2 separate regions of the Homo sapiens genome follow, and region 2 is linked to region 1. The links are chromatin loops, found by intact Hi-C in ENCODE. Cell type or tissue: ascending aorta. All regions are shown on one strand. Links, peaks and the distances in the headings refer to the core of each region. The heading gives the core; the rest is flanking DNA. Region 1 holds the start of HP09053 (a long non-coding RNA gene). Region 2 overlaps SENP7 (SUMO specific peptidase 7).

What was found. Hi-C counts contacts between places; a loop is a spot of excess contacts. Peaks named below come from ENCODE experiments on the same cell type or tissue, not always from the same donor. Only the 100,000 strongest peaks of a DNase experiment are listed, where the experiment ranks them.
Region 2: it touches region 1 in a loop (6-fold over the local background); 3 of 110 quality-filtered maps call a loop at or near these places.

The regions. Positions count from the first base shown.
Region 1 is chr3:99,821,059-99,830,200 of GRCh38, forward strand. The region is part of intron 1 of CMSS1 (cms1 ribosomal small subunit homolog); the gene reads left to right. It overlaps FILIP1L (filamin A interacting protein 1 like), which reads right to left. Exons shown (of 6, transcript NM_001387850.1): 6 at 7,753-9,142. HP09053 (a long non-coding RNA gene) reads right to left here and starts at 2,807. Exons shown (of 3, transcript NR_110821.1): 1 at 2,686-2,807. The region is part of intron 1 of LOC105374010 (a long non-coding RNA gene); the gene reads left to right. In ascending aorta, for the core only: no CTCF peak of the experiment used is centred there; no DNase peak of the experiment used is centred there.
Region 2 is chr3:101,369,936-101,379,077 of GRCh38, forward strand. It overlaps SENP7 (SUMO specific peptidase 7), which reads right to left. Exons shown (of 24, transcript NM_020654.5): 7 at 2,073-2,191. Among named protein-coding and RNA genes, the nearest start is that of IMPG2, 54 kb to the left of the region's middle. In ascending aorta, for the core only: no CTCF peak of the experiment used is centred there; no DNase peak of the experiment used is centred there; H3K27ac peaks cover 3,000 bases.

The sequences.
Region 1 (9,142 bases), core at 625-8,624:
GTGCCTATCTGTTTGTTGTCTGTCTAAGGAACTGTACTATTTTTTGGCTGTTATCATGTCTTCTTAGATGTGGTATGTAACAAAGTTTTCATGGCTCTTTAAAACCTGTCATTTTTGTGCTAGAGTTCTACATTGCACTGGAGCTCAACATGGGACCTGGCACTTAATTGGTGTTTGGTGGATGTTGGCAGAATAAATATATGTGTGTATGCGTGTTACCTGCTACAGAGTATGTAGGCAGACATATAATTTCTCATCCAATCTAGACACTTTTGTGAGTGGAAGGCTATGCAATTAGAATTTTGCAGGGACTCTCCTGGTCCTTAAGGGATGTCTAGTCACTCCATTGGTGGCAATTGGAGTCATGGCCCAACATAAGACAGCTGGGAGTTACAGTGCTGAGTGTGCAGCCCAGGATGCCTTAGGCATAAGACCCCAGGAATCATCTAATGGCATCTAATATTTGATTTATTTCCTTATTCCCTGTAAACCTTCAGCAACTGTTTGAAGTGACTTATAGTAAGTAATACATTCAGTAGAATAATGATGTGAAAATATTAATGCTGAAATGAGCAAACACAATGCCTGAGATTTTAATGTAGTTGACCGGTCTGGGTACTTTCTCAGTGTGAAGCTGAAAACTGAGAGAATGTCAATCACAGCATGGATTTCGTGACTTAAGGAAGAGAGCCAAGGGATTCTGCAGTTGAAAATGTCACTTGAGGGCCTGTAATCCCAGCACTTTGGGAGGCCAAGGTGGGCAGATCACCTGAGTCCAGGAGTTTGAGACCAGCCTGGCCAACATGGAGAAAACCTGTCTCTACTAAAAAGACAAAAATTAGCCAGGTGTGGTAGCAGGCACTTGTAGTCCCAGCTACTCAGGAGGCTGAGGCAGGAGTATTGCTTGAACCCAGGAGGTGGAGCTTGCGACGAGCCAAGATCGCACCACTGCACTCCAGCCTGTGCTACAGACTGAGACTCTGTCTCAAAAAAAAGAAAAAAGAAAATGTTACTTGATCATTTACTCACTGAAGATGAAGAGAATACTAATTGCTTTCCCTTTTTATTTCAATGACATACCTATTAAATTACCAAGTCGAGTACCCAGTAGGCAGCTAAGTATGTGAGTCTGGAGCCCCAGGGCCAGATCCAGGCTGAGATACAGATTTAGGAATAACTGGCATACAGATAGGTTATTTTTAAAGAGCATGTTCTTAGCAGTCTGTAACATTGAGCCTCCATGTCTTTTAAGGAGGGTCTTTCATATGCCTCCCCAACTCATTCTGAATCTTTGATGACATCTCTTCCCAAGCACCTAACTAGAAAACTGAAGTGTTAAGACACTGCTATGTACAGTGCCAGGAGACTGCAGGTAATAATACCAGCTTGCGGCCAGGCGCAGTGGCTCACGCCTGTAGTCCCTACACTTTGGGAGGCTGAGGCAGGTGGATCACCTGAGGTCAGGAGTTTGAGAACAGCCTGGCCAATGTGATGAAACCCTGTCTCTACTAAAACTACAAAAAATTAGCTGGGCGTGGTGGCACGCACCTGTAATCCCAGCTACTCAGGAGACTGAGGCAGGAGAATTGCTTGAACCCAGGAGGCGGGGGTTGCAGTGAGCCGAGGTCGTGCCACTGCACTCCAGCCTGGGCAATAAGAACAAAACTCCATCTCAAAATAATAATGATAATAATAATAATAGTAATAATACCAGCTTGCATTTGTTGAGCACTTAACTACCTGCCAGATGCTGTTTTGATTGCTTTACATGTTCTAGTTAATTTAATCTTCCCAAGTACACCAGCGGTAGTTACTGTTGTTATCTTTATTTTACTGATGAGGAAGTTGAGACACTGAGAAATTAAGTGATTTACTTAATACTATTTAATTTAATTCACCCAATACTATCTATTTAATTGGTAAATAGGGGAGCTGTGATTCATATGCAGGCAGTCTGAAACCAGAGCCTGTGTGCTTATATTTCGCATTCTCATTATCAGTGGTAAGAATCTCATCTCTAAAGGAATAATCTGTTATCGGCTTAAAGAGACTCATAATTTAGAAAGTCTTTTGTTTATATATCATTATGAAATTGTGTCTATTAGTTTTCCAAAGTTTACTCTTTTAAAGAACACTGGTTACTTGGAGCTACAAATAAGCAGCTTTTCCATTTGGGCTTTGAGAACCATTTCTGCCAGTAACTCAAACCTGATCCTGGAGCTCAAAGCTTAACATATGTGGCTGCCTTCTTTAAATCTTTACTTAGTTATTTAATAGGGATGTCAAATGTAAACAAGACCCAGCTACTGAATTATTCTCCAAACCTGCTTTTTCTCCAAACTTTCCTGTCTCCATAAATTAAACCACCAACTACCCAATTTCACAAAGGCCTAGCAGTATTCTGATTTATTTATTTTTTTCACCCCTATATCTCATCCATCAAGTCCTGTTGTCACTACCTCGAAAACATATCCTGATTCTTTCTTTGCATTTTTCTTCGCTCTGCCTCCATTGGAGTATACATTTTCATCCTTACTGCCATAAGCTTCTAACAGGGCTCAGAGTTTCCACCTTGTCCCTCACTCACCAGCTAGAGGCCTTTTGAAAAGAAGTCAGGCCACTTTCCTGCTTAAATCTTCCAATAGCTTTTTCCCTGGCACATAGAATGAAATTCAGATTACTTACCATGGCTGGTGGCCACCAGGTCTTCTACTATTTACTCCCCTATAGTTTATGCTGCCCCACCCACACCAGCCTTCATTCTGTTCCTCAGTAGGCCACACTCATTCTGTCTTACTTAGCCGTTTGTGTTAGCTGTTCTTTTCCTTTCTGTCCTGTCCTTCTGATTGGCTGGCTTTCTTTCTTTCTTTTTTTTTTTTTTTGAGCTGGAGTCTCGCCCTGTCACCCAGGCTAGAGTGCAGTGGTGCGATCTCAGCTCACTGCATCCTCCACCTCCTGAGTTCAAATGATTCTCCTGTCTCAGCCTTCTGAGTAGCTGGGATTACAGGCGCCTGCCACCACACCCAGCTAACTTTTGTATATTTAGCAGAGACGGGATTTCACCATGTTGACCAGGCTGATCTCGAACTCCTGAGCTCTTGATCCGCCCGCCTCAGCCTCCCAAAACACTGGGATTACAGGCATGAGCCACCAGGCCCGGCCAGCTGGCTCTGTCTTAACATTAAGTACTCAGTTCAAACGTCACCTACTCAGAGTGGCGCTTCCTGATCAGGCAGTCTAGAGTAACTATCTAGGTGCTCTATTACATTATCACAATATCTATTAAATTATTATGTTATTATAATTCTCAGCAGAGCACTTAGCACCAACTATTATTTTTCCTTGTTAAATTAATTACTTTTTCCCAGCAGTAGACTGTAAGAGCTCCATGTGAGCAGGTATTTTGTTTGTCTTGTTTGCTTTAGTTTCAGGGCCTAGAGTAGTATCTGGATACAGCGAAGGCACTCATTAAGTATTTGTTAGTTAACCAATTAATTATTAATATTTCGTAGTCACACCTTGAAGACCTCAACCTAGGAGATCTTTATCAAAAGAACCTTGATCTGCTGGCAGATTTGTCAAACTCCTGTCCAGGCTTTTGACAGATTTGGCAAATGCCGCTTTTCTCTTTTCAAAATTACATTAGTAGTCCTTGTAAAACTGTGTCTAACATTTTATTGTAACCATATTTGGATTTAATTTTATAAATTACGTTTGGAAAGAGGACAAGAGACTCTTTGTAAATAAGCCTGTAATTTTTACTGGTGACAGCTTTTGTCACCTAGAATCAATGTGCTTATTCTTTTTGAGATTGCTGAAATGAGCTTTGTAAATATTTTTGTTGTAATATCATTTTATGGTATATTCTTCAAATTATATTGCTTTATCCATGGTGAATTCCTTCTGGAAATGGAGTAGGGGAGCACCTTGGATCTTTTCTTTAAACCCAAGTACCCAGGTTTTTTTGTTCTGTGTTTTTTCTATTTTCACACCAAAGTTAAACCTTTACAGTATTAGTTTTACATATAGACAGTCTTGCATTGTAGATGTTGTAAGGCATTGTCTCTACATATAAAATTCAGACTTGGAATATTTGTAGGAGATGTTAATAACACACAACAGAGGATCGACTTCTGGGCATGTTGTTTTCATAATCATTCGTCAAGCTCTCATGCTTAGCCTTGTTTTAGACACTGTACCAGAATTAGAGGGAAAAAACATAATCAGCTTACATTACAGGATTTACACATTGATGTGGTTCAGTCAAAATGCAAATAGTATTGACAGATATTCAGGGGCAAAACACAGGGGCAGGATGAATTTAAAAAGCAAGGGGAAGGAAAGAAGAAAGAGGAGGGAGAAAAATGACTATGTTATTAGTCATTGCTCTACACTTGAAGGCTGTAACAGATGGACACTTAGATAACCTTCATGGTCTGGTTTAATTTACTGCATATAATTTCCACAGTTCTTTCAGATGATTAAATGAGTGGTTCTTGACAACAATTACGAACATTTAAAGGTGGAAATTTATGCATATTTCCCTAAATTGCATGTCAGGTAGTTCCTGCTATAATTTTGCTAAATGTCCATGAATCTCTTGAAAAATACAACTCATAAATGTGGAAGGCCTATACATAACTTCCATTTCCTCCCTCAGATTCAATAATAATATATCATTTTGTGGCACAAATCTTTTTTTCTTTTTTTCTTTTTCTTTTTTTTTTTTTTTTTTTGAGACAGAGTTTTGCTCTTGTCCCCCAGGCTGGAGTGCAGTGGCGCAATCTTGGCACACTGCAACCTCCGCCTCCTGAGTTGAAGCGATTCTCCTGCCTCAGCCTCCTAAGTAGCTGGGACTACAGGTGCATGCCACCATGCCTGGCTAATTTTTTGTATTTTTAGTAGAGGGGGGTTTCACCACGTTAGGCAGGATGGTCTTGATCTCCTGTCCTCATGATCCGCCTGCCTCCGCCTCCCAAAGTGCTAGGATTTACAGGTGTGAGCCACGGAGCCCGGCCCAGCACAAGTCTTTTATCTGTTGTTAATCTGATGTTATTTAGTGGAACACTTCAGATGCATTCATAGAATTATACATTTTACTAAATATATCACAGCTTGAAATATAGTTTCCCCATTTTTATCAGCTTTCATAGAATTCTTAATTGATTTTTAAATGGCTAATATTGCTTATAAAAAGTAGTTGATCAAGCTCTTAAATTCCTATTTCTGAGTTCCTTGTTCTAGTTCACACTAGACCAGAGGTCAGCAAACTTTTTTCATATAAATCCAGATAATAAATATTTTAGGTTGTGTGGGTCCAGTCATCACCGTCATAACTGCTGTTGCAGTGTAAAAGCAGTCATAGAAAATAAATGTGTAAACGAATGAGTATGGCTGTGTTCCAATAAAATTTTATTTATGGACAACAATATTTGAATTTTATGTAATTTTCACGTCACAAAATAGTCTTATTTTGATTGTTTTTCAACTTTCACAGTGGGTTGAATTTGGCCTGTGAACCGCAGTTTGCAAACGCTGCCCCAAACTCAAAGTCACATCGTGAATTGTATGTCACGTGTCTTCAGGAGAAGAAATTTGAAACAAATCCAGAGAGAATTGTGTTTTACCTTAGTTACTCCGTTACTTAGTAGTTATCAGCTATGTATTAGACCAGTCACATATCTGTTAAAATCAGATATTTGATTCTAAAATATCTCAAGATTAGTTCAGAAACCTTGAAGGTAAATAAATGAAGGACCAGGAAAAGACTTCAGCTTAAAAGTATCAGGTTTTTAACATTTTTGTTACAAATTGGATTTGTTTTCACTCACTTGGATTTTTATCTGCTTACTTTGAAACAGTTCATCAGGTGAAATCACTCTAGAATTATTAGGTCAGCTTCTTTTATTTTCATTTTTCTTCAGAGGCCACACTTCTGCGGAAACAACATGCCCAGGAGGAAAGATGCTTTATATTTCAGTTGTGTTACATATAGGTCAGACATTACTGTTTTGAACTCCAAATAGTATTCTCACTTTATAGTTGTATTTGCATTTTTATTATATTATTAATACATATTGCTTGAAACAAGCATGGTTTTTGGTTGTCAATCCTTTTGTTAAAATATAACTTTATTTATTGTTATTATTTTGAGACAGAGTCTCACTCTGTCACCAAGGCTATAGTGCAGTGGCATGATCTTGGCCTACTGCACCCTCTGCCTCCCAGACTCAAGCGATTCTCGTGCCTCAGCCTCCTGAGTAGCTGGGATTACAGCCATGCACCACCAAGCCCAGCTAATTTTTGTGTTTTTAATAGAGATGGAATTTCGCCATGTTGACCAGACTGGCCTCAAACTCCTGGCCTCATGTGATCTGCCCGCCTTGGCCTCCCAAAGTGCTGGGATTACAGGTGTGAGTCACCGCACCCGGCAAATGTAACTTTACTTTGAAGACTTTTGTCTTAATGGGATTAGAACTGCATTACCATTTAAAGATGAGTTTCTGCTGGTTCCCATAGAAGTGTCAACATTTTTCTACGCAAATTTTTTCTTTTTTTAATTTGAGACGGAGTTTTGCTCTTACTGCCCAGGCTGGAGTGCAATGGCGCAATCTCGGCTCACTGCAACCTCCGCCTCCCAGGTTCAAGCAGATTCTTCTGCCTCAGCCTCCGGAGTAGCTGGGATTACAGGCATGCGCCACCATGCCCGGCTAATTTTGCATTTTTAGTAGAGACGAGGTTTCTCCACGTTGGTGAAGCTGGTCTCGAACTCCCAACCTCAGGTGATCCACCGCCTCGGACTCCCAAAGTGCTGGGATTACAGGCGTGAGCCACCGTGCCTGGCTTCTACCTAAATTTTTTAGTACTTTGTATACTATCTTGTCCCTCTTTTTGTGCTTCCTCTTAAACTTATGCTAGCTTGGATAAAAATGTACTTTAGGAAGTCTCCTGACATGGGAGAAAACAATTTTGAAAGCTTCAACATACAACGTATTTTGTGCTTCATTTCAGAGTAAAATTTTTCCCAAGGTATTTTGTTTTTCTGGGACTATTGTTAGTGCATGTTGTTTTTCCTGTTTTATGCTTCTTTTCAACCTGTTTGGTTTTCACTAAGGGATTCCAATGGGTTTTTTTTCTATTAGCATAATTACCAATGTTGAATGTCACCTGGGCATAACTACTTTTCCTAACCCTGTCATACCATTGCTATCTCTTAGCATGTTTTCTCAAGTGAGAAAATGTCTTGACTGAATGGCCTTCTCTTCTTCATTTACTCATTCTCTATTCACTCTAGATTTATCAAATACCTGCTCTATGTGAGGCACAATACTAAGCACTCTGTACATACGTGTATTTTTTTTTTTTTGATGTTAGAGCTTCATCACTGCACCCTTTTTTTTTTTTTTCCCCACAAACAAGGTCTTGCTCTGTCAGTCAGTCTGGAGTGCAGTGGTGTGATCATGCTCACTGCAGCCTCGGACTTCTGGGCTCAAACAGTCCTCTTGCCTCTTCCTCCTAATTAGCTAGGACTACAGGTGTGCACCACCACACCTGGCTTTTTTTTTTTTTTTTCTTTTCGGAGAGACAAGGTCTTGCCAAGTTGCCCAGACTGGTCTTGAGCTCCTGGCCTCAAGAAATCCTCTCACCTCAGCCTCCCAAAGTGCTGGGGTTACTGGCGTGAGCCACCATGCCCAGTCTTCACCTTCTTTTGTAGTCCATCCCCTTCTACTATTCTCTTCCTGCTTTCCTTTCACTTCGACTTTTCCATTTCAGGCTTTTAATTCACTTGACCTCCCCCTACTGCCCTCTGCCACTTGCCTGCTGGGACTGCTGCCCATCATCCCTCTCAATGCTGCCTATCATCCCTCTCAATGCTGCCCATCATCCCTCTCAATGCTGCCCATCATCCCTTTCAATGCTGCCCAGGCCTCTAGCTCCTTCTCCTCCTTGAAATTGCAGGGGCCTGGGGGTGTTTGTACAGTGGCATTAGTGCAATGAGGTGGACTTAGTTAGATAAGTATGGGGAATGGGAGTTCCTTTACTCTTGCTCTGCTGGCTCCAACCCAGGGCAGCTGGCTAAAGCAGTCCTTAACCATGAGGATTTCTTCCAGGGTCATGCTTCCAGTTTTTAGTGAAGGATCACAAAAAATGTTTAGTGTCGTTCCATTGATTTTTTTCCCCCCTCGATTGAAGCTTTTTGAAATGTTTTTTGAACTGCCTTTTGTGTCAAACATGCCTTGTCTTAAAATGTCCTGTATTACTCTGTCCACACTGAATTACAGGCACACCTTTCTCTCAATTCAATGAGAGAGTTTTCAGTGTGATGTAAAGAATTGCTTTAGCTTTCTGCCAGGGGACTGTGTCTACCCTTATAGATGACTGTTTGAATTCAACATTTTGTATTAATAGTTGGGCATATTCATAGGTTATCAGAACTGGAAGGGACCTGAGGAATTATTTCACTTTCCTGTTTTACATGTGGAAACTCAAGGCTTAGATTGATGAATGCAAAGCTCGTTGTCACATGAATGAAAATCTAGGATTGGAATTTGAGTCTCCTAACCCCAAGCTTTTGTTGAATCAACTGATTTTCGATAGTGTTTATTCAGAGAAGAGATATGAATAAACAATGTCCTGTGAGATGATAAATTCTGTATTTTTTCAAGCACCTGGAATATTGATTCATGTCTCCCTAAAATATCTCAATGTTACTGAGACTAAGTGCCAGTGGTCAGGTATGCTTACTACACCAGTGATTGTCAGGTATTCTGCACAAAGGATATATTCGGCTGTTATTCACTTTTGTTATGCTTTTCCTCCTTTAAGAATTATCACTTTGCTTTTTCCCTCCTGGTCATAAAGAAATCATAGTTTTAGACCTTAAAGTGTGATTTTAATTGTCCTGTCATCTTGATGGAAATAATCTGATTTTCTTGACTCAGATTAGGAATTTTTGCTATCACCTTTTCTTAGCAAAATATGATTAATCAGCAAAGTTCTGTAGAATGAAGAATTACTTCTGTTTTCACCAGAAAACTCTTGAACTGTTCTAGTGAATTCAGTCCTATCCCAGGCTGATTCTAGATAGTTCATCTTTGGGTTAGATTATATGTCGGATGAGGAAATGGGTAGATTTGGGTGT
Region 2 (9,142 bases), core at 331-8,330, 1.5 Mb after region 1:
ATGTTGGTGAAAGCAAATTCCACAAGGCAAACTTAATGTGCTATGGAAAAAAATGGTACACCTAAGATTTCATTCAGAATTTCCATTAATTTACAGGTTTTTAAAAAATAACTGGTATCAGATGTAGGAGAGTAAACACTGCTTTAATAAAGATTCAATAGCTAATTGTATTAGAAACACTTTCCCTACCAGTAGTGGTACCTTCAGGGATACTGAAAAACTAAAAAATGTTTCTTTTGTCATGTACTCTTCCCTGATGCATGTCTAAAATGCCACTGTGATCTTGAGGTAACACTCCTGGGTACAAATCAGAAAGTATTTTATTCAAGTCAATGTGAGGACTGTTAGTCCTCACATTCTACTGCTTTCCTGGGTAGAGTAGGAATCTTTGTCTTGATAGTACCTGAACTGAGCCCACTTGTACAAATACTTACATTTTTACTTGGTAATCAATACAGTCATCCCTCAGTATCCTCAGGGGATTGGTCCCAGGGACCCAGGATACCAAACTCCATGGATCCATAAGCCCCTAAAGGTATAGTATTTGCATATAACCTATATACATTCTCCTGTATAGTTTAAATAATCTCTAGATTACTTATAATACCCAATACAACATAAATGTTATGTAGTTGTTATATGTATTTTTTATGATTGTATTATTTTTATTGAAGTTTTTTTCAAATATTTTCCATCTTTGCTAGGTTGAATCTACAGATGCAGAACACAAAGATACACAGAGATGATTGTAATTACTTCTAAGAAAAGTACAGTTTATAAGAAAATAAATGTTTTTCATTATACACTGACAGTGACTAATTGGAAGCTTGTCTGAACAAAGTCACAGCACATTCTCCAAAGACTGCCTTTATAAGAGTTTCAGCTGGTTTCTTGTACAAATAAAAGTTATTACTGTAGTTTCATTTTAAATTTTTTTCTATTAAAAAGGCTACTAAAAAGAATCTTTAAATAGCTGTGCTCCAAATGAAGTGTAATGAATTTTTGCACAGCATCATCAAAAGATTTTTTTGTATTGTGAATAACTTATGAAATCACTCAAAAATAAAACAGTGGCCAAGCGCGGTGGCTCTTGCCTATAATCCCAGCATTTTGGGAAGCCGAGGCAGGCAGATCACTGGAGCCCAGGAGTTTGAGACCAGCCTGGGCAACACGGCAAGACCTTGTCTCTGCAAAATACAAAAAATTAGCCAGGCGTGGTGGTGCATGACTATAGTCTCAACTACTCGGGAGGCTGATGTGGGAGGATCACTTGAGCCCAGGAGGTAGATAGAGGCTGAAGTGGGCTGTGATCATGTGTGATCATGCCACTGTACACCAGCCTGGGTGACAGAGTGAGGCCCTGTCTTAAAAAGAAAAAGAGAAAGAGAAAAGCAAGAAAGAAAGCAAGCAACAAAGAGACTTCAACAACATTTGAAGCTATCAATAATCCAACAGACCCCTAAAGGTGTTAGTTTCACAAATAAATAATGTAGTAAAATTGTTTTTCTTCAAGTATCAGTAAAATATTTTTAATTCTTGAAAGAGAGGCAAAAAAGAAAAAGAAGTCGAATCATAAATCCTATATGCAAGGAGGCCTACAAAAAATTTTCACAAGTCTAGGAAGTATTTACCTTCAAATTTGCTAATAGTGGCTTGTTTGGCATCCTCCTGAAGTTGAGAGAAATTCTAATGAATAGAGAATGTATTTCATGGTAGGCAAATAGACAGTGATTAGCTAATAATAAAAACCCAGTTAGCAGTAACATTAATATCCATGGAAACAACACTTAGAAACAGCTAAATGAACATAACTTCATAGCTATATCCAAGTCTCCCCAAAGAAGAAAAAAATATATTAAAATTTAACTTTTGGGATTAGTAAATAAATCTAGAAATGAGTACTACGCTACATAAAGAGTAGGTTTAGCAATTTTATTTGTGTTGCCAAATAATCTCCCTTTACTTTCACATATCCTTTCAAAGTAAAATAAAATAATTTATTTATAACAAAAATTATTATTAATACAATAAGAAAAAATTCAAATTCCAACAGTTTTCTAAGGTTCACAAACCTTCAGGCTGAGTATCAGATATTAAAAGAGAAATGCCATCATCCTTTCTTCGTTTTTCTTTATTGTGCGCAGTCTGCTTTGCAGAATTGTCATCTACTGTCTTACTTCGTTGTGAGCCCCTGCAAAAGAGAACTGTATTATACTCAATTCTAATAAAGCCCAAATGAATTTAGAAGCCAACTAGCATGTATTTAAAAATCCAACACATTACAAACACAGTCCCACATGGCAGACTATAAGATCTGGGTAGTAAAAAAAATATTGAACTCAGATTTAAGAAATAAGTTATCCTCCCTTTTCTACCTTTAAATTCCCCATGTGTGTTTAGGGGGAAAAAAAATGAGATATCAACATTGGAGGATTGTGTACATGCAAAATGAGCAAAAGAGTAATACTATACAAGTATTAAATTAGGTTTAAAAAGTAAAATTCCAAGGACACAAGTACCTCAATAATTAAACCTATGTATAGGCAAACAATTATAAGCCAAAGCTGAATGTTAATATATTTCAAGCGTGGTTCATATACCAAAAGTATGGTAACAAATTTTCAGTAGTATGTGGTAATAAATTTTACCTACAGAGAAAATAATTTAAAGTCTAAGGTACTGGTAAAATAACAAATTTTGGAATGATAGTCACAATGTTACTACTAAGGAAAATTTAGAAATATAAAACATACTATAATGTATAAGTGCATACATATGAAACAAAATATAAAAACTTAGACTGGAAGGATTCAAGCCTATTTGGGTAGTAGATAACTCTAAAGAGGGAGAGTATTAGAATCAGGGAATATAAAATAAATAAGTTTTCAACTTTCTATAATACTTCTTTAAAAACAAATTTAAATCTGAAAAAATAGGAATTATATTGGTTAAATCTGAGTGATATGTATTGGCATATTATTCTCTATACTTATGTACATATTTGAAGTATTTCATAATTTTAAAATATATAAATTATTTACAACTAAGGCAACTAGTATAAGTCAAAAACAAGGACTATAAAGACCAATTACACGTAATGCTTCCTTGTTTTGAGAGAATTATTTGGAAGGCTAAAAATGACTTATAAATTAAAAAAAGCTACAGTATCCAAACATCACCAGTGTAGTGTCATAGTTAAAGAAAGGGTTATTGCTGCTATTACACTGCTCATTTTCATATTTACTTTGGTAAAATTTTCTTTATTTTCAGATTGGAAATTAAAAGGCCAAAATAATCAAAATCGTAAGGGTGAGCCAATTTCACTTGCAAAGAGGTTCTGACTGAGTCAAATCATTCCACTCCTCAACCCTCAAGAATCATTCTTGAAGAATAAGGGCATCTAAGCAAATTTATACCATAGAGTTTTGTTTACTGAAAATGAAAACCAAAAGAGAAGTCAAAAAAAATTTGTCCTCCCTGAAAGAATTATCACTACAGGCACTATAAACAAAAATAAAATGTGACCTAAAAGACGATCTAAAAAGATGCTTAGGTACTTATGTTTCCCCTGATATAAGAAGCAAACAGTGTAATAGTCCTTGTTTTTCTAGCACAATGAACACTGAAAAACAAAATAAGATTTCACATGTAAATCACATTAAAAGTTATATGGTTGTAGAAAAAAGACTTTATAACAGAGGATTTTCTTGACTAAACGCTAAGCATTAAGTAGTTGGCATGAAACCAAAAATAAAAATGAGTATTTTCAAAAGGTAATGTCATATGATTCAAATGCACAACAGTGAAGCCAAACACATCTGTAATATAATCTCAATCCAAATAACAGTTTTTTGCAGAATATGACAATCTGGTTCTAAACTGTACATGGTGGAAAGTCACGTGTTTAAAGATAAGGACAGCAATGTTCAAACACTGTTAGCTTCCATCCTCTTATAAGAAAAGGAAATGAATGGACTGGAAACACCCAAGTTCCTGAACAAGAAATATAAATATTCACATTATTCAAGTTAACAAGTAAATGTAATAAAAGCTCAAAATAAATATTTTCCAATGCAACAAAATTCTAAGAATTTTTTTAAATAGCCAAGCAAATATACTTTAAAATTATAAAAATGTATTAAAATAGCGTGGTACTAGAATAAAGAGAGACATATCGACCATAGAAATAGAAAACAGAACCCAGGAACAAACTTTCAAATATATGCTCAAAAGATTTTTGACAAGGATGCTGAAACCATTCAATAGGGAAGGGACAGTCTTTTCAATAAAGGGTGCTGTGAACATAGGATAGTCATATGCAAAAGGAAGAAGTTGGACAGTTATCTAACACCATCTACAAAAATTAACTCAAAGTGGATCAAACACCTAAATATAAGGCAGAAAACTATAAAACTCTTAGAAGAATGCATAGGGGAAATCTTTATGACATTAGATTTGGCAGTGATTTCTTTGATATAACAACAAAAACACAGTCAACAACAAAGATAAATTGGAGTTCATTAAAATTGAAAACTTATGGCTGGGCATGGTAGTTGACGCCTGTAATCCCAGCTACTCGAGAGGCTGAGGAGTGAGGATTGCTTGAGGCCAGGAGTTCAAGAACAGCCTGGGGAACATAATTCATTATGGGGTTTCACCCCACCCACACACACACACACACAAAATTTAATAATTAGCTGGGCATGATGGTATGCCCCTGTAGTCTTAGCTACTCAGGAAGCTGAGGGGAGAATCACTTGATCCCAGGAGTTCAAGGTGGCAGCTACAATTGTGCCACTGCACTCCAGCCTGGGCAATAGAATGAGGCTCTGTCTCAAAAAAAAAAAAAAAAAATCAAAAATTTTTGTTTATCAAAGGACACTAGTGAAAAGACAACCCACAGAATGGGAGAAAATATCTCCCACCCACATATATATTAAAGGATTAATACTGATAATAATAAAGACCTCCTACAGCTCAACAACAAAAAATAAATAACAATTAAAAAATGGGCAAAGTATTTGAAGAGATGTTTCTCCAAAGACATACAAATGGCCAATTAGCATGAAAAGATGTTCAACGTCACTAATCACTAAGGAAATGCAAGCCCAAACAACAATATACCATTTCACACAGATTAGGACAGAGTAATTTAAAAAAAAATTTTTTTTTCATTAAAAAAAGTTAAACATTGGCAAAAATGTAGAAAAATTGGAACCTCTGTACATTGTTGGTGGGAATGTTCAACAGTGCAGTCACTGTGGAATGGTTTGGTGGTTCCTCAAAAAGCTAAATAGAGAACTGCGATATAAGAAGCTAAACACAGGCCGAGCACAGTGGCTCACGCCTGTAATCCCAGCACTTTGGGAGGCTGAGGCGGGCGGATCACCTGAGGTCGAGAGTTCAAGACCAGCCTTTCCAACATGGAGAAACTCCGTCTCTACTACTAATACAAAAATTAGCCAGGCGTGGTGGCGCACGCCTGTAATCCCAGCTACTCAGAGGCTGAGGCATGAGAATCGCTTGAACCCGGGAGGCGGAGATTGCGGTGAGCCAAGATCATGCCATTGCACTCCAGCGTGGGCAACAAGAGCGAAATTCCATCTCCAAAAAAAAAAAAAAAAAAAAAAAAAGAAGCTAAACACATAATCACAAAGTTACCAAGCAATCCCACTCCTAGGTATATACCCAAAGGAATTGAAAGCAGGTACATGAACAGATTCTTGTACTCCACTGTTCACTGTGGCACACTATTCACAATAGCCAAAAGGTGAAAACAACCTTAGGGTCCATCAAGAAATGAAAAGAAAAACAAAATGTGGTATATTCATACAATAAAATATTATTGGGCCATAAAAAGGAATGAACTTGTGATAAGTGCTACATGAATGAACTTTGAACACATTATGCTAAGTAAACTCAGCCAAACACAAAAGGACAAATATTGTGTGATTCCACTTAAAGAGGTAACTAAAATAGACAAATTCACAGAGACAGAAAGTAGATTAGAGGCTACTAGGGGATTAGGAGAGGGGAGAATGGGGAATTATTATTTAATGGTAACACAGTTTCTGCTTGAGATGAAAAAGTTGTGATAATGGTTGCACAACAATATGGATGAACTTTGAGGACATTATGCTAAGAAAAAATAAGCCACTAACTAAAAGACAAATACTGATATTCCATTCATATGATGACATATTTAGAATAGTCAAATTCATACAGGCAGAAAGTAGAATGGTGATTGCCAGGGACTGGAAGAAGGGAAAAATAGGGAGTTAGAGTTTAATAGATACAGAGTTTCAGTTTGGGAAGATGGAAAAAGTCCTGGAAAAGAATGGTGGTGATGGCTGCACAAATATGTGACTGTACTTAATGGCAGTGAACTGTACACTTAAAAATGGTTAAAATGGCAATTTTTAGGTTACTGATATTCTATTACAATCTTTAAAATACAAAAAAGGTATTAAAATATACAATAAATGAAGGGAATAGGAGAACTAGTTCTACTAATTTCATAATAAAACATAATACAGAGTAACATCAACAAGTAAAGTATAGTATTACAGACTAGTATATAAGAAATGGCTGGCAAACAGCAAAAAACCAAACACCGCATGTTCTCACTCATAGGTGGGAATTGAACAATGAGAACACATGGACACAGGAAGGGGAATATCACACTCTGGGGACTGTTGTGGGGTGGGGGGAGCGGGGAGGGATAGCATTAGGAGATACACCTAATGTTAAATGACGAGTTAATGGGTGCAGCACACCAACATGGCACATGTATACATATGTAACAAACCTGCACGTTGTGCACATGTACCCTAAAACTTAAAGTATAATTTAAAAAAATGCAAAAAGAAAAAAAAACAGAAGAATTTGAAACAAAGCTGGGAAACAAAGCTTTCAAATTCAGTTGTAGTGGACTAACTGGGTAACAACAGAGAAAAAAAAGAATTCAGAACTACATCCAATACTCTAAGGTAAAATGAACTATCATATGCTAATGACTAAAAGTTGTAAGATTTTTTTTAAACAACCATCAGAAGAAAAACACTATATTTATTAGCCTTGTGGAAGAAGAATTTCTTGAGAATGGAAGTAAAGAAATTATAGAGAAAAATATGATCGGATTCAACCACATACATGGTAAACTTTTAATAAATGATAAACTAAGAGCATCAAAATAAAAAAGAGAAATTAAACCCAAAACTGCATCAAACGAAGTGCAATACACAGGAGTTCCCAGTCCAACATGAAAGGAGCTTGGAAGTTATCTATCCTAACGGGTAAAACTGAAAAATCAACAACTCTTCCTGGACGTGACAGAAAAGTGAAGTCACAGGATGAATGGCTGCCCCCAAAATGGGAGAAAGACAGCCAGGTGAATACAGAGAATCGCAACTTACTAAAGCAAAAACCCACAAGCAGAAACAGTCCCAGTAACTACTATTGGAGTATGAAGACCTAAACTGCAATTGACAAATTGCTGAGGGTTCAGTGTACATAAGTCTAAGAGTTAAAAATCCCAGAGGACTTAGTCATAAAGGGGGTCGCACACTTTTGTGAGTTTTATCTCCAGGAGTTCAACCAGGTTCTCACAGTGAATATCAGAAAAATCCCCTCATGGTTCAGCAGAGGAAGGAAAACATTTTCAAATATATCAGAGCATTCTGTTCTTAACAAGGCCTGCCCTCAAGAAAAACTATTTCACCAGAGCCTAAACTATGAGTTATTTTTTAGAGCCTAATCAAGCAGGGGAAATAAAAAATACCCAACTCTAGCTCCGTCTAGCATTCTGTGTGAGGAAAAGCAAGGAAAATACACAATTCCAAGACCATCTAGCTTTCCATGTGGGAGAAGGGAAATATCTAACTTCATTATATTCCAGGTATGCTGTTGCACCAAAGCATTCAGAAGAGAATGAGAAGCACTTGTAAAGTTAACAGGCCAAGGACAAAGGCTCATTAACGCCTGAGGTTGCAATTTTTTGAATTTTTGCAATCACAGCTTGGTGATAACCTTTAGCAGTAGGATATAAATAACTTCCACATGCCTAGCGTTCCAGTAATAGAACACTAAGCATAAATGGGTTAAAAGACTGAAACCTAACAGGACTACAGAATGCTTTTCTTCCTCTCACATCTTACCACCACATTCCTAAAGGTCTATTTACAGTAGTTGCTTTTATCTAGTACGTCATGTCCAACTATCCAAAAAAAAACAAAAAACAAAAAGAAAATTAAAAGCCACTCTAAAAGAAAAAAAACCACAGTTTGACAACAAGTATCAGAACCAGAACCAGACATGTCAGAGATGTTGAATTATCAGATTAGGAATTTAAAACAAATATGATCAACAGATAAAGTATACAGCATATAAGCACTTATGGGCAATGTTAGCAGAGAGAAAGTGTAATGAAGAATGAAAAAGAAATACTAAAGATCAAAACACTGTAACAGAAATGAACAATGCCTTGGATGGGCTCACTAGTAGACAGGATATGGAAAAGGAAAGAATCTCTGAACTTGAGTATATAGAAATAGAAAATTCCAACACAGGAAAGCAAAGAGAAAAAAAGACTAAAAAAACCCGTAACAGAATATTGAAGAAATGTGGGACAACTACAATAGGTGTAGCATAGGCATAATGGGAATATCATAAGAAGAAAGAGGTAAAGAAACAGAGGAAAAATGCAAAGCAATAATGCATGAGAATTTCCCCAAATTAATGTCAGACACCAAATCACAGACTGGCAAGTTCAGAGAACACCAAAGAGAATAAATGCCCAAAAAATAACACCTAGGCATATCATATTAAACTGCAAAAAAATCAAAGATTTAAAAACAGTTAATAAAATCCAGAAAAAAATAAGCCCTTAACTATAGAAAAACAAAGACAAGAATTGTATCTCATTTCTCAGAAACCATGCAAGTAAGAACACTGTGGAGTGAAATCTTTTAAGTGTTCAGAGAAAAAAAACCTACCAATAAATAAATAAAGTACAAAGTTGCAGGATTAATACTCTCTGATTTCAAAACTTTCTGTAAAGCTACGGTAATCAAAACAGTGTGGTACTAGTATAAAAACAGACACATAAACCAACAGAACAGAATAGAGATCCCAGAAATAAACC